Regions from separate parts of the Homo sapiens genome. Here region 1 is linked to region 2. Evidence: chromatin contacts called from ENCODE Hi-C or POLR2A ChIA-PET data. All regions are on one chromosome and are shown on one strand. Each heading gives the region's core, a stretch centred on a gene start or an enhancer-like site at or near the end of the contact. The rest is flanking DNA. Distances are from core to core; before and after follow the strand shown.

Region 1 (5,824 bases), core at 658-3,157, 36 kb before region 2:
ACTTAAGTTTTTATGCTGAATTTCAATTGCACATGATGAGATGCCCAGGCAATTCACAATTTCTGGTATATAGCTCCATCATTTCACTTATCACATAGTATGGTATTATTAATTTTAAGAATCAACTAGCTATCAATTCTCAAGCTTTAGTGTGCATCAAAATTCTTCAAATGCCCCTCTGGTCCAAGTGGACTCATCCCACAGGAAAGAGTACGTACAGAAATTTTCATACAGTTCCTACTTTCTCTCTGCCAGGACAAGTTTCTGAGGTAATTCTGATGAAGACAGCATGAGAACTGTACTTCAATGAACTTTCACAAGGGAAGGGACTGGGTTGTCTGTTGTATGCCTTCTGTTTGGTGCAAAGTAGGTGCTTAGTAAATACTTATTGAATAAGGACAGACTGAATGAATAAATAGATAACCTAAGAAAATAGGCTGAATGAAGAAATAGTAAATCATTAAGAGTTTTAACTAAGGGTTTCAACAAAAGTCAACAGAATGGTCTGTAGAATTTTGGAGAAGAAACTAAACAGACTTTAGTTATATGGCCTTTTATTCCTTTGGGTTACACTTGAATGATGGGAAAACAATGGCAGGTTTAACTTGGAGATAAAAATTTCTCAACATCAAAGTTTAAAATATTAAGTAGGAAGTTAAGGACACCAATGGTGTGGAGCCTTCCCAGTTGATACTCATGTATGAATTATGCAATATGAAACTAATAAATGATGTACATTTTACAGAGTGTGAGATGGATAGCTCTTAACTGTTCACATTTGAGTTAAATGGTAAATCTTAGAGCATAGAAACTTTGAGAAAGCCACTCGTAATCTTTAGTTCCTAATTTATTCCTTGTAGAATGGGGCCAACATCCCTAGGTTCTGTGCTGAATGATATTCACTTGAAGTTTTACAATGCAGTTGTTTGTTATTTCATTAAAGTAGTGCCTATTCATAGAAAAGTCAGAAAATATAGAAGAAAGAAATAATCTTTGTGCTATAATTCAAAGCTAACTGCCATTAATATTTGCAGGTAGTTTAAGTCAGCTGTGTATTCAGTGCTTTGCATGTACAGCTGTGCAAGGAGCTGTCAGGAATGGAAAGGCACTATCAGAAGTCCGTGGTGTCTTGCAGGGGCAGACCATTATACAAGCAACTGCAGGCCTTGCAGTGAAGACCAAGTGTGACAAGTGCTGTAACAGAGTGTAGGTGGCAGGGATTAATTCTAGCTCTGGGTATCTGGGAAGGTTTCATGAGCTCAGTACATTTATACCGCACCTGGAGGGATAAGTGGGATGATGGGAAGCTGAGATGGTGTGGGAGTGAGGGAGGCATTTCAGATCCAGGGAGGCAGCCTATGGTGAAGGCAGGAAGGAGATTTCATGTTCAGGGCACAGGATGTAGCTTGGTGTGACTTAGCAAAGAATGCTGAAAAGTGAAGAGTAGGAGAGCATATTATTGGCATTATTAGGGACTTTGAAAGATTCACTGATCTAGCCCCTGCCAGAACAGCCACAACTGATTAATATTTTAAAAGTATTCAATCTTCCTTGGCAATTACTTGAATACTCTATCATCCTAAGAGTCAAAAGTTTTCCTGGGAATTTGAATGTAAAGAGTTGTCTTCTTTTTTACTTTTCTTTTGGAGAAAAACTTGAACCAAAATCATGGTGCTCTTAGTAAAATTGGTATTGAATGAGAAGCATCACTACATATTGGACTCTCTGGAAAGGTCTGTTGGTTGAGTAAGTGAATGAATGTGTGACAACGAACATTTGTACTTTTTGAAGTCTTGAATCATAAGTTGAGCATCCAGGCAGAACTGTATGCCTCAGTTACTGTGGACTTGAACTTCTTGATCTCTCTCTGACATCTGTCACCTCCACAGGGGAAGTTAATATCGAAACCCTCTGAGTCCTTAGAAGGGAAAAGTGAAATTCTAACGTGAGATTCTAAATGAATCTGCTTTAAAATGCTAAACACATATGTACTGAACAAGGAGATATTAACAGCCTTTCATTTTCAACCCCTGGCTTTCTGTCTGCATGAAACACACACAAAAGTAGTGACTGGTGACTATCATAATTACATATAGTATAATTTAATCCTTATGGTGATGTTCATTGACACTTCCCAAGAGACCCAGATTACATTGGTTTTGTTTTGGCCACTGTTCTCCATATTTGGGTTGGTTCTGTTACCAGATCACCCACTGGTCTTTCATTATGGTTAAAATGCATTTGAGGGATCACAAATAGGGTGAGAGTGGTTGGGAGCAAACTCAAAAAATATTAAAATTTATAATTGGCTATAATCTAGTGAAAGTGTTGGCATTTCTAGTGAAATGATTATGCTGGCTTCAGTTGTAATTTTGAATGAATCTGGTGATGATAATAAGAATATAACCAGAATGGTCAATGATCCCACGATATATATATAACATGTAAAGAATATAGTTTAATGGATGTGGGCTTTGGAGTCAAACTGCCTATGTTCAAATCTCAGCTCCACTTGTTACTAGATGGGAAACCTTGGGCAAATTACCTTACCTCTTGGTAGCATTATCTGTAAAATGAGAAAAGAAGTAGAATCTCATAGGACTGTTGTACAGAGTAAACTGATACATGCAAAGCACTCAGGACACGGCCTTACACATGGTGCAGTGCTTGTGTTTGCTGTAGTAACTGCTAAGTTGAGGAGCTGAGGCTCCTTCTGCCTCATTTTTTATGCTTGGCTTTGTGGGGTGGGTCGCTGTTACTGAAGCAAAGTTGCCACCTGCCTGTGCATCCTTTTCAGCCTGGGGAAAGATTTACACCAGTAATCCAGAAGTGCAAGTCCTGATACCTTTGCTCAAAACCTGTCCCTTGGTCTGCAGGAACTCTGTGGCCATGATTCCCAGTAGAAATTTGGTTCCTTGTAATGGAAACAGTTTAAAACAAATGTGTCCTCAGTCTGTCCCCAGTTCCAAGAAGGACAGACGGACACTTGGTTTTGTGATCTGCCTCATTTCTGCCACATTTCAAATCATTAGGATGACTTCAAATATTCGCCCAGGGCCAGAGTTTGCACCTTAATATGTTTTGGCAAGAAACACTTGGCATTTGAGTAATCTGTGTAAAAGAACATCCGTGAGGATAAACATCTTCTCTACCACACATGAACTTAGAATTCTTTCTCTCTTAAATTTCCAGTCAGACATTGCTAGGGGAGTAAGTTGGGCCAGATAGCCAGAAGTCAGTGTTAAGCTACAGCCCCCTTGCTCTAACCTCCCTTCTCTGTGTCATTTCTAAGAAATTGTAATTTTTTCTTTCCCCATTGGCAACTGGTTAGTTGTCCTGTCCTCTACCTATTCACTGTCTCAAGACTTTTTCCTGCCTTTCAGATTTGACTTCTAGTATGAGGAGACCTACGTGGAGTGCGTCCTTTTCCTTAAAACTATTTTTAAATTCTTTCATTGGCTGCTGTGCTATGACAAAACCATTTTGTTTTTTTAAATTCTTGCCACTAATGATGCCCTTCCCTCAAGGGCATACTCTGAGCTCTGAGGTAATGAATGCTTTTCAGGTTGATCATGTTCATCCCTTCAGGCTGAGAACACTTTCCAGAAATGCCCAAGATCTAAAGGACCTTGGCCAGTGGAAAAGGTAAACTTCTTGAAATCAGTGGCCAAGAATAGGGGCAGCCACATGCTCTCCCCCTGGGATCCCCAAGATAGTGCCACAACTCGGTACCATTCCACCCTCCACTGCAGGGAGAGAGGAGAGAATTTGCTTCATCTGTGCAGAATTCCCTCCAGGATCTTATTCCTCCCCTTTCTGCCCACCCCACCTCTCAAACAGAATGATTGGTGCTTAAGTCAAAGAGGGTCTCTCTCAGGAATGCATGTTAATATCAGAAAAGGAGAGGAAGTCAGCCCGGCAGTGAGCAACCTTTACCCTTACATGGGTTCAGCCTCCTCAGCCTGCCCTTGTGGCATCCTGGGATTTTGGCAGCCTTATGGGTATCAGATTTTCACATGGATGAACTGTACTCTACAACTACTTCTGTGTGCTAGGAACCAAAACGCTTTCTTTGACATTGAAAATAGAGTTTTCTCCTTCTCACTGTTTTGGCCTGCTCTGTTGCAAGGGAGATCCATTTTTCAGGGCCTTGAGACTCTTGTTTACCTCTTCTCAGAGCTCTGTGTCTTTGAAGGCTACCAGGAGGTAGTGATGACCTTCGGATAAAGCCCCTGGCAGCTCAGGTGGGCTGGGTAGGGATAGGTGCTTTTTGGTTCAATATTTTCAATTTGGGAGATAATCCTTAGACTCTTAGAAAGACTTCCTTGGCTATTTCTGGGCAGTAGGCTTGGACATGGAGGCAGGAGGTTCTGCATTTCTTTTTCAAAGCAAAGGTGATGGTGCCGTCTATGGAAACAACTTTTCCAAAGAGGTCCTTTTAATCATGAGGCATTTTGCTGTTTACCCTCCAGTGTGTGTGGGGTGGGAGCAGCTTGAACTTCACACAGAAGGGAACCCACAGTTGTTTCCACACAGCTGTTTCCTGCATTGGGCCAGAGCAAGTCTCCGTGTCCTGAATATCTGCGGGAAGGATCATCTGCCACATAACCATCTGCAGGCATAAGTCAAGAGGAACTTTCGAGGAGCCTTAAGATTGCAAATGTAGGTTTTGTGTCTCAGTTTAGGTGTGCCTTGATGCATTTCCTGTCTAGCATGGACATTATGAGAGCAGCTGCAAAAATCCAAACGTGATTTTTCAGAATTTGGGTTGGGGGAGGTAAAAACTCAACCTGCTCAGCCCAGATTGATTGCAATGCTTTACATAATAATTAATGATGTACAAGCTGTTGCCTAATGGGCAGTTTTACTGTGTGTGCCCTTCAGTTCTGACTGGCTGGAGTTCTCCACGATTTAAGGCACTACCCCTTTCCTTTATGTGTCTTAGCCTTTGGGTAAAGCTGCTGTAGTCATTATTATCTTTCTTTGGTGGTTATTTCTTCTTCTTTTTTTTTTTTTTCTTTTTGTAGGTCATTCAATGAAACCTATAGTTCTCATTGGGTACATAGGTCTTTGCTTCTTTTCTTGACCTTAACATTTAAAGAGTGAAGAATACTTTTTGTATCTGAAAATCTCAACATCTCTGAGTGCTAGGCAGTGAGCAGTTGCCAGGGATAAATGATGAAGAAAATAATTATCACTTCCTCTATGGCAGGTACTATTTCAACACTCCACATATGTTAACTCATTTAATTCTCTTAACTCTTTAAAGTAGGTTCCGATGTTCCTCCCATCTTACAGATGAGAAAATTGAGGCACAGAGAGGTTAAATAATTTATCTAAAGTCACCCAATTAATTAAGGAGTAAAGCTAAAATTACGGTGAAAGCTGCACAGTGATCCTAGGAGAGAGGTACTATTATTCTCATGTTTTAATGAGGCCACTGAGGTTCAGGAATTGTTGAAATTCACTCAGGCTTCTCTTAGCTCCAATGCAAGCTCTTGCCCAGTATATTCTACTGCTGTCTTTACTGTAAAAACACCCTTATTTCTATCCCTTGCAGACCCTAGACTCCATTTAGTTGAGCAAGTATTTACTGAAAAACCACTGGGTTCTAGGTCTTACGCCGGGCACTATGCATGCAGGGATGATTTTTTAAAAATTTTATATCCTTATGTAGGTGAGTCAGATCCTGCTGACTAATTGAATTAATTTTCCTTTTGGGGGAGTCCAGAAGTGCCTTTTGGTCTTGAGTACCGTGCTGGTCACATGAAAGCTACTCAAACTAGATACTAATATCTGTTGGTTGGTAAAAGGTGATACAGGT
Region 2 (6,420 bases), core at 3,546-6,045:
TAGTAGGGACATTGAACCATTCATCTATTCAAACCATAGCACTAGGCAAAGGGGACAAAAAAAAAAATTGCCAGGTATAGGAAACTGTGTGCAAGGGTTGTTTTGCTTAGGTGAATTCCAGGAACAAAAGGAGACTGAGAGGGCTCCTGTTGCGCCCAGGCAAGGGAGGAGTGGCAGGAGATGAGACTAGGGTGGCTGTGAGGGCTACATCATGCAGGCCAAAGTGGGCTGGTCAGGCCATGGTCTTGGTGGCAATTGCGAAGTGGGGAGGAGGTCAAGCAGGGCTTTGATGAACTCAGTTTCAATTACATGGGCTCCTCAGATCCGGTGAAAGCCCAGGGCAAGTTTGCTCAGACCTACTTATAACTTTGCTCTTCGCTGCTGGACTTTGGAAACTCACCAGGGAGTTGGCTGTGCTTTGGAGCTGTCCCCCTAATTACTCCTTATTGTATCAATAGGGCATGTGTTCTTCATAGAAAGTCAAACATTTTAAGAGTCCTTTCTCCTCTTTTTTTTTCAGATGGCTTCGTATTATTGATTTAGTTTTTCGTAAGTGGCTTAGAAAGAGTGTACCTTTTGGCATCTTTTTAAATTTGTGGAGACCCTCACCTTTTCATGGTCTTTAGAGTAGAGGACTGCTGCATTATTTGACCCATTAAAATGTATATTACCCCACCAAAACTTAGTGAGTGAAAATAAACTAAAACAACAGAGAAAAATATACCCTCCCAAATTTCTCTCTCCCCTCCCACCAGGGGCAATGCCTGAGCCACAGCTCACACTGAGTGAAGTCAGTGAAGGATGGAAGGTCATTTCTTTCACTCTTCCTCATTTTACAGAGACCCAGAGAGGGGATATAATCTGCTCAAGCTTAAACATAGCTTGTTTCTCTCAAAATCCATTCAGCACTCTTTGTACTTGTCCATGTGCATTTCAGGGTTTGCATAGTTTCCTGGTCACTGGATAAACATGCCAGAGGATTTGGGGTCCACCCCAATGCCTATCCATTTCATATTGGCCTAGCCTTGCCTCCAGTCTTTCTGGGATTCCCAGGATGCTGAGAAGAATGTCTGTAAAATAAATCCAGCTTCCTGACAGAAATGTACATTCAAGGGCAGATGATGGATGATGCATAGCTTCCCACATAGCCAACAGCCCTTCTGTGGCTAGTTTTGATGCAGAATCCCAGCCAAGCCCACTAAGGCAAGATCATCTTGGTGAAGGGCCCAGGCTAAGTAGAAAAATATTGGTGTCATCTTTTGTGACTGAGGGTGGCATGTTACAATTTACCAATTGATTTCCCTATTTGAGAAAAGAAGACAGGTGTAAGAGCAAAACATTAGGGCTAAGAATATCCAGCTGTGTCATAAAATAGAGCACTGAGACCCCAGATTTTCAGGTATCAAATCAGGGCTTTTACTTTGTGCAGTTGAGAAGATGCCTTTTGTCTTTCCTTGAAATAGAAAGGATGTGGTAAGTGGTCAAGATAATGCACAACGATGTGAGTGAAGACTGATTTCCAGTGTATTCCCTGAGTAATTCATAAAGCAGGTAACACCGGAAATCCTAACACTGGGGATATGGTAGCCAGCAGGATCTCAGCATCAGACAGACTGAAGGGTTCATGAGCAGGTGATCTATGTTCTGCTCATTTGACCATGGCACCACCAATAGCACTGATAACAAATGAGAAATAGTGCTCAGACTTTTTTGCCATACTTGACAGTAACCAGGCCAGGTAATAATATTTATTACTCTATTATTATTTACTACCACTATTGTTGTTTTTTTAAACTATTAGCATTTATGGATCATTTACTATATATGCCAGCACCATGCTAACTATTTTACTTATCATCTCATCAAGTCTTCCAACAAATCTCATGATATATAATAATTATTATCACCATTTTACAGATGAGAAAACTGAGGTTTAGAAAGAATCAATAACTTACTCAAAGCTGCAGAACTAATTAGAATTGGACCTGGAATTTGACCTTAGGTCTGCCTAATAACAGTGCTAAGAATAATAACAATAAACATTCCCTGAGCCCTACTATGACAGGCACAGAGTGCTATAAGTACCCTGTTGTAAAGAGGAGAAAACCAAGGCTAAAGAGAGGGTCAATAACTAGCCTAAAGTCACACAGCAATTAAGTAGTAGACCCAGGGTTCAAATCCAGGAAGCTTGATGCTGAAGTCTGCACTCTAATCTACTGCTCTGTTACATTACAGTATGAGAAATTCCTTCCATCTCCTATCCTATTGTTCTTATTTTTTTCTTAACACAAGCAAGGCAATTGTGCTGGTATCTTCAACAGACTTTTCAAAAGTTAGCCCAGAGCATATCTTTTTAAAAAATGGGGCACATCATGTATATTTACTTTATAGTTGATTTTCCTTCAGAAACCTGAAGGAAATTTTTCCCATGGCTGGGACACATTCTGCTAGTTGAATTTTAAAAAATGCTGATTTTATTCGATGACTAGTATATTTTCTGTGGGGCTGGCAAGATAATAAGGATGCTGGTAATATTTTATTTATTTGCAAGAATGTCCTAACTCATCTCCCTAGAAATCATTTGTTGACCATATGGGCTCTCTGGCACGTGTACAAGGTGTGGAGGAAGGAGTCCATGAGAAAATGATGAGATGATGAGTTAAACAACCGTTAGGATACTGAAGAGTTTGTAAACCTCATGCTAGAAATAACATGGGAAACCGATTTGGATATAGGGAGGCTAGTTTCTTATATGAATTTCTTGACAAACCTGTAAACTGTGGGAAATTTCCAGTATTTGGTTGGTTGAGCTAATAAATGAGTGAGTCACACCTTACTAATTTTAATAAGCACAAAGTGTGGTGTGTTGTGTGTTGTAGGGGAGATTTGGGGAGGAAAGATTGTTGCTTTCTACTTATATTTTGGCCAGAAATGACAGGACTTTATGTAAAAACTTTTTTTTTAATGAGACAGGGCCTTGCTCTGTTGCCCAGGCTATGAAGTGCAGTGGTGCAATCATAGCTCACTTTAGCCTCAAACTCCTGCACTCAAGCTATCCTCTCACCTCAGCTTCCCAAGTAGCTGGGACTACAGGTGCACTCCATCACATCAGGCTAATTATTTTGATTTTGTAGAGACAGGGTTCCTATGTTGCTCAGGCTGGTCTTCAATGCCCGGGCTTAAGCAATTACATCCCCTTGGTCTCCCAAAGTGCTGGCATTACAGGTATGAGCCAGCCTGGTCAGAACTTTTTTAAGCCTAATTTTTTTTGTCTTATATTTGGTTACAAAAGCATCATAATTCCAATTGCATTGATTTGCCTAATTGATTGTTTCAAACCAAGCTGTCTCTATACTTATCTGTCACAGGAGCTCCCCTCACTTGAGAATTTCAGAGGCTTCAAATGATGTTTATGGGCAAGTGGAAGCTTTGATGTGCTGTTCATAAACCCTTCTTAAGATGAGATATTTAGAAGCAGTGGCCAGGGGTTGATTTTGAAATATTTTTGTTTGACCATTTTCAGTTATATGTGCAGAAATAAATTAAAACCAAGCTCTGCCACTACCTTACTACATGACTTTGAGTATGTACTTTGATTTCTCTGGGCCTCTGTTTCCTCATCAATTAAGGTGGGTCTTGGAAGAGCCCTTCAAGCTCTGATGATTTGTTTTTTGAACCCAGCTAATTCTGTGAGAGGTTCTTTTATGTCTTGAGGGGCTACACACCTGCAGCCTTGGAAAAGTGGCTACCAAAATGCCCAGGTGAAAGGATCCAATTTCCCTCCACCTTGGCCATCTCTGCAGGAGGTTAACAGTTGGTTCTAGGAGGCCTGGAAAAGCCATAGAAATGTGGCATACATAGCCATTGTGCCTTAGGTAGCTCTCACCCTGCATTCTTCTCCCTGGATTTCTTCAGCTGGGAAGGTGTTGTGTACAAGCGGCTTGATAGTTTGCAGTGAGCTTTCAGACCACTATTTCCCATGCAGTAGGTGAGATAATTTTAGAAAATGGAGGATAAACATTTAAACATTTTTAATGGTTGTGTGTTTATGTTAATGCGTAAACAAAACAATAACTCCAACTTCAAAATCATGATCTCACAGCTATTATTGCTTAGGGCAAGACTAAAGTTAAAGAAAAAGTTGATCTAAACAAACATAGCAGCTAAATACTATTAAGTAAATAATAGTGTAAGTGGTACAGGGATAGAGGAAAATCAGGACTGAAGTTTGGGAAATGCTGTTAGAGAGGGCTGTAAGGGTTGGGGGAAGTAATAATTCTTTCAAGTCACCAGGAAACAGTGTAGGACCCTGGGAAACATTCTTTTTTTGAGTCAAATCATTTTTAAAAGAAAGTCCTTTAGGCTCAGTTTACTGTTAGAATAGACTTAAATATCCTAACAGGATTTTAAAAAATAAAACTCCCAAGCTGCTGTTTTTTTATTTTTAAACAAGTAGGGTCTGCATGTCAGAGAGCAGAAATTAGTTTGGAAAGAGGACTTGCATCAGGAGAGAAAATCAGCCAGGGTCCACCCAGGCAGCGCATTATGATAATACATACGGAACCAGCTGGACACTGAGCAAGGCTGACATTGTGTTGTCAAGGGCAGGATCGCCCATCAATTTCTGAGATAGAATTTGAGTTCAGATGACAGAAAGAGCAGCAACTGTGTTGAAACTGATGCATGGGGGAGGGGCAGGCAGGCAGGAACCACCGGGTCTAAAGGCAGGAAGTCCTGGTACCTCCGGAAGGGGGTGGCTCTGTTTTCTCATCTGGCTGCTACCCTTCCTTCTAACCTTAACATCTGTCAGCAAGATCCACCTGGGTCCTTGCATGATTAGAGCCCACTAAAGGGGGAGCTTACTGGTGCTAATTTTAACCCCCAAGAGAATAGAGTGCCTGCTGCTGAAATGGGGGCTAGGTCGACCCAGGAAATGGGACTCCACGTAGCCACCAGTTGTCAACCTAAGAAGCCCATTGTGGGTGTAGTGGCAATTGTTAATAACTTTTGGAAGAATTCTTAACTTTTCAGCTACTCTGTTTAGTTCCTTAACATCTTAATAACACCAGTGATTCCTCTTTAGTTCATTTGCTTATTCATTCAATCATTCATCTATTTAACACTAACACATGTTTATTGACTGACTGCCAATTATATCAGACAATAGGGCTACAGAGGTGATAAGGCAGGGACAGTTGTTAGCATTATGACGTAGACTGTCACATGAGTGTAAGTATTTATGTGCCGATATTAGACAAATAATGGCACACGGAATGATTTAAACTGCAATGATGGTTAAGTGCTATAAGGTACAAATACAGACTCCTAAGAGAGCTTAGAACTGGGGGACTCAGCCAAGTCTGAAGAATCAGGGAAACTTTTAAAATTTTCAATGAGAATGAACAGGAGAGGGGAACACATATTCAAAATTCCACGTGGGGATAAAACATTAGAAGCTGTAGGGAGGGCAAATAGGGAAGGTAGGTTAGGTCTGAGATCCATTTTTGAGAAACTAAACTTGGAAAATTTCCATAGGTTGTTTACTCTTTGACTTTGAGATGTGGTTCCATTGCAGTTTCTTAATCATGAGCTAACAGAACTCAGTGTCCATAAAATGGTAGCATTTAGAGCAGTGTTTTGGGTGATCATGGCCTTACTGTTACGATAGCGGTTGTTAAGTACTTTCTCTGCATCAAGTTCAGTGCTGAGCACTTTGTATGATCTCTTTTAATGCTCTTAACAGCCATGGGAGGGCACTAGTATTATTAGTTTTACTAAACACATTTGGGAAACTGAGGCCATCCTTTAAGGATTTGGTCGTGGCCAAAGTTAGGTTTTTATCTGCAGCTTTTGAATCTCCAAGTAGTTGACACAGGGGTCCTCACCACTGTTTTTTCTTATTGTTTAGTCAGTGCTAACCTCCCCTCCACATTGGACTTCAGACGTGGAGAGAAATTCTCCTGCTATTTGAGCATGTAATATAATACTTGCTTCAATTGAAACAAATTGACGACATTACTCAAAGGCAAATTGAAAAGCCAGATCTATGCTAAATCCCAAGGGTAAGTTAGTTGGCATGTGCAGTGATATATGGGAAGGTGCTTTTCTGGGTTAAGATAAAAAGTCCTGGTATCACGTCACACTATCAGGCACCCCATCTCAAACTCCCTGTGCCAGCCCTGCAACTTGAAATACTCAGTGGACAGAAATGATACTTTATAGAAATTAGGTGGTCATCATTGTTATCAGATGAATATGATGCCATCAGCATGATTTTAGCATCCTCAAAAAAAAGAGATTTACCTGGAGGGACACAAGAGAAAATCTGAAGCATGGATTGCAGGATTGTGGCTTTTCTGCCGGCCTGCCGTGGGCAAGTCGGCTGGGAGATGACCTAGTAATTAAAATCCTGCTTAAACG

What was found. Hi-C counts contacts between places; a loop is a spot of excess contacts on that map. ChIA-PET counts read pairs that join two places held with the same protein, here RNA polymerase II (POLR2A). Pooled maps may share reads with other maps.
Region 1: a loop to region 2 is called in a map of B cell, with 2.1 times the contacts of the local background. The contact joins two enhancer-like sites. A Hi-C loop is called at or near these places in 6 of 168 maps with a recorded cell type or tissue (B cell, GM12878, aorta and 3 more), 27 of 37 single-sample maps with no recorded cell type and 15 of 50 pooled maps. POLR2A ChIA-PET finds 5 or more read pairs at or near these places in 5 of 52 experiments (GM12878, OCI-LY7, activated T-cell and 2 more).

Annotation. Positions count from the first base shown.
Region 1 is chr5:158,844,899-158,850,722 of GRCh38, reverse strand. The region is part of intron 6 of EBF1 (EBF transcription factor 1); the gene reads left to right. Among named protein-coding and RNA genes, the nearest start is that of EBF1, 250 kb to the left of the region's middle. Within about 2 kb of position 1,907, at least 2 of the 41 ENCODE cell types and tissues checked have a DNase peak (open chromatin) inside an H3K27ac peak, as active enhancers do; they include B cell and GM12878, where a contact is called at or near this core.
Region 2 is chr5:158,810,891-158,817,310 of GRCh38, reverse strand. All of the region lies in intron 8 of EBF1 (EBF transcription factor 1), which reads left to right. Among named protein-coding and RNA genes, the nearest start is that of EBF1, 290 kb to the left of the region's middle. Within about 2 kb of position 4,795, at least 9 of the 41 ENCODE cell types and tissues checked have a DNase peak (open chromatin) inside an H3K27ac peak, as active enhancers do; they include B cell and GM12878, where a contact is called at or near this core.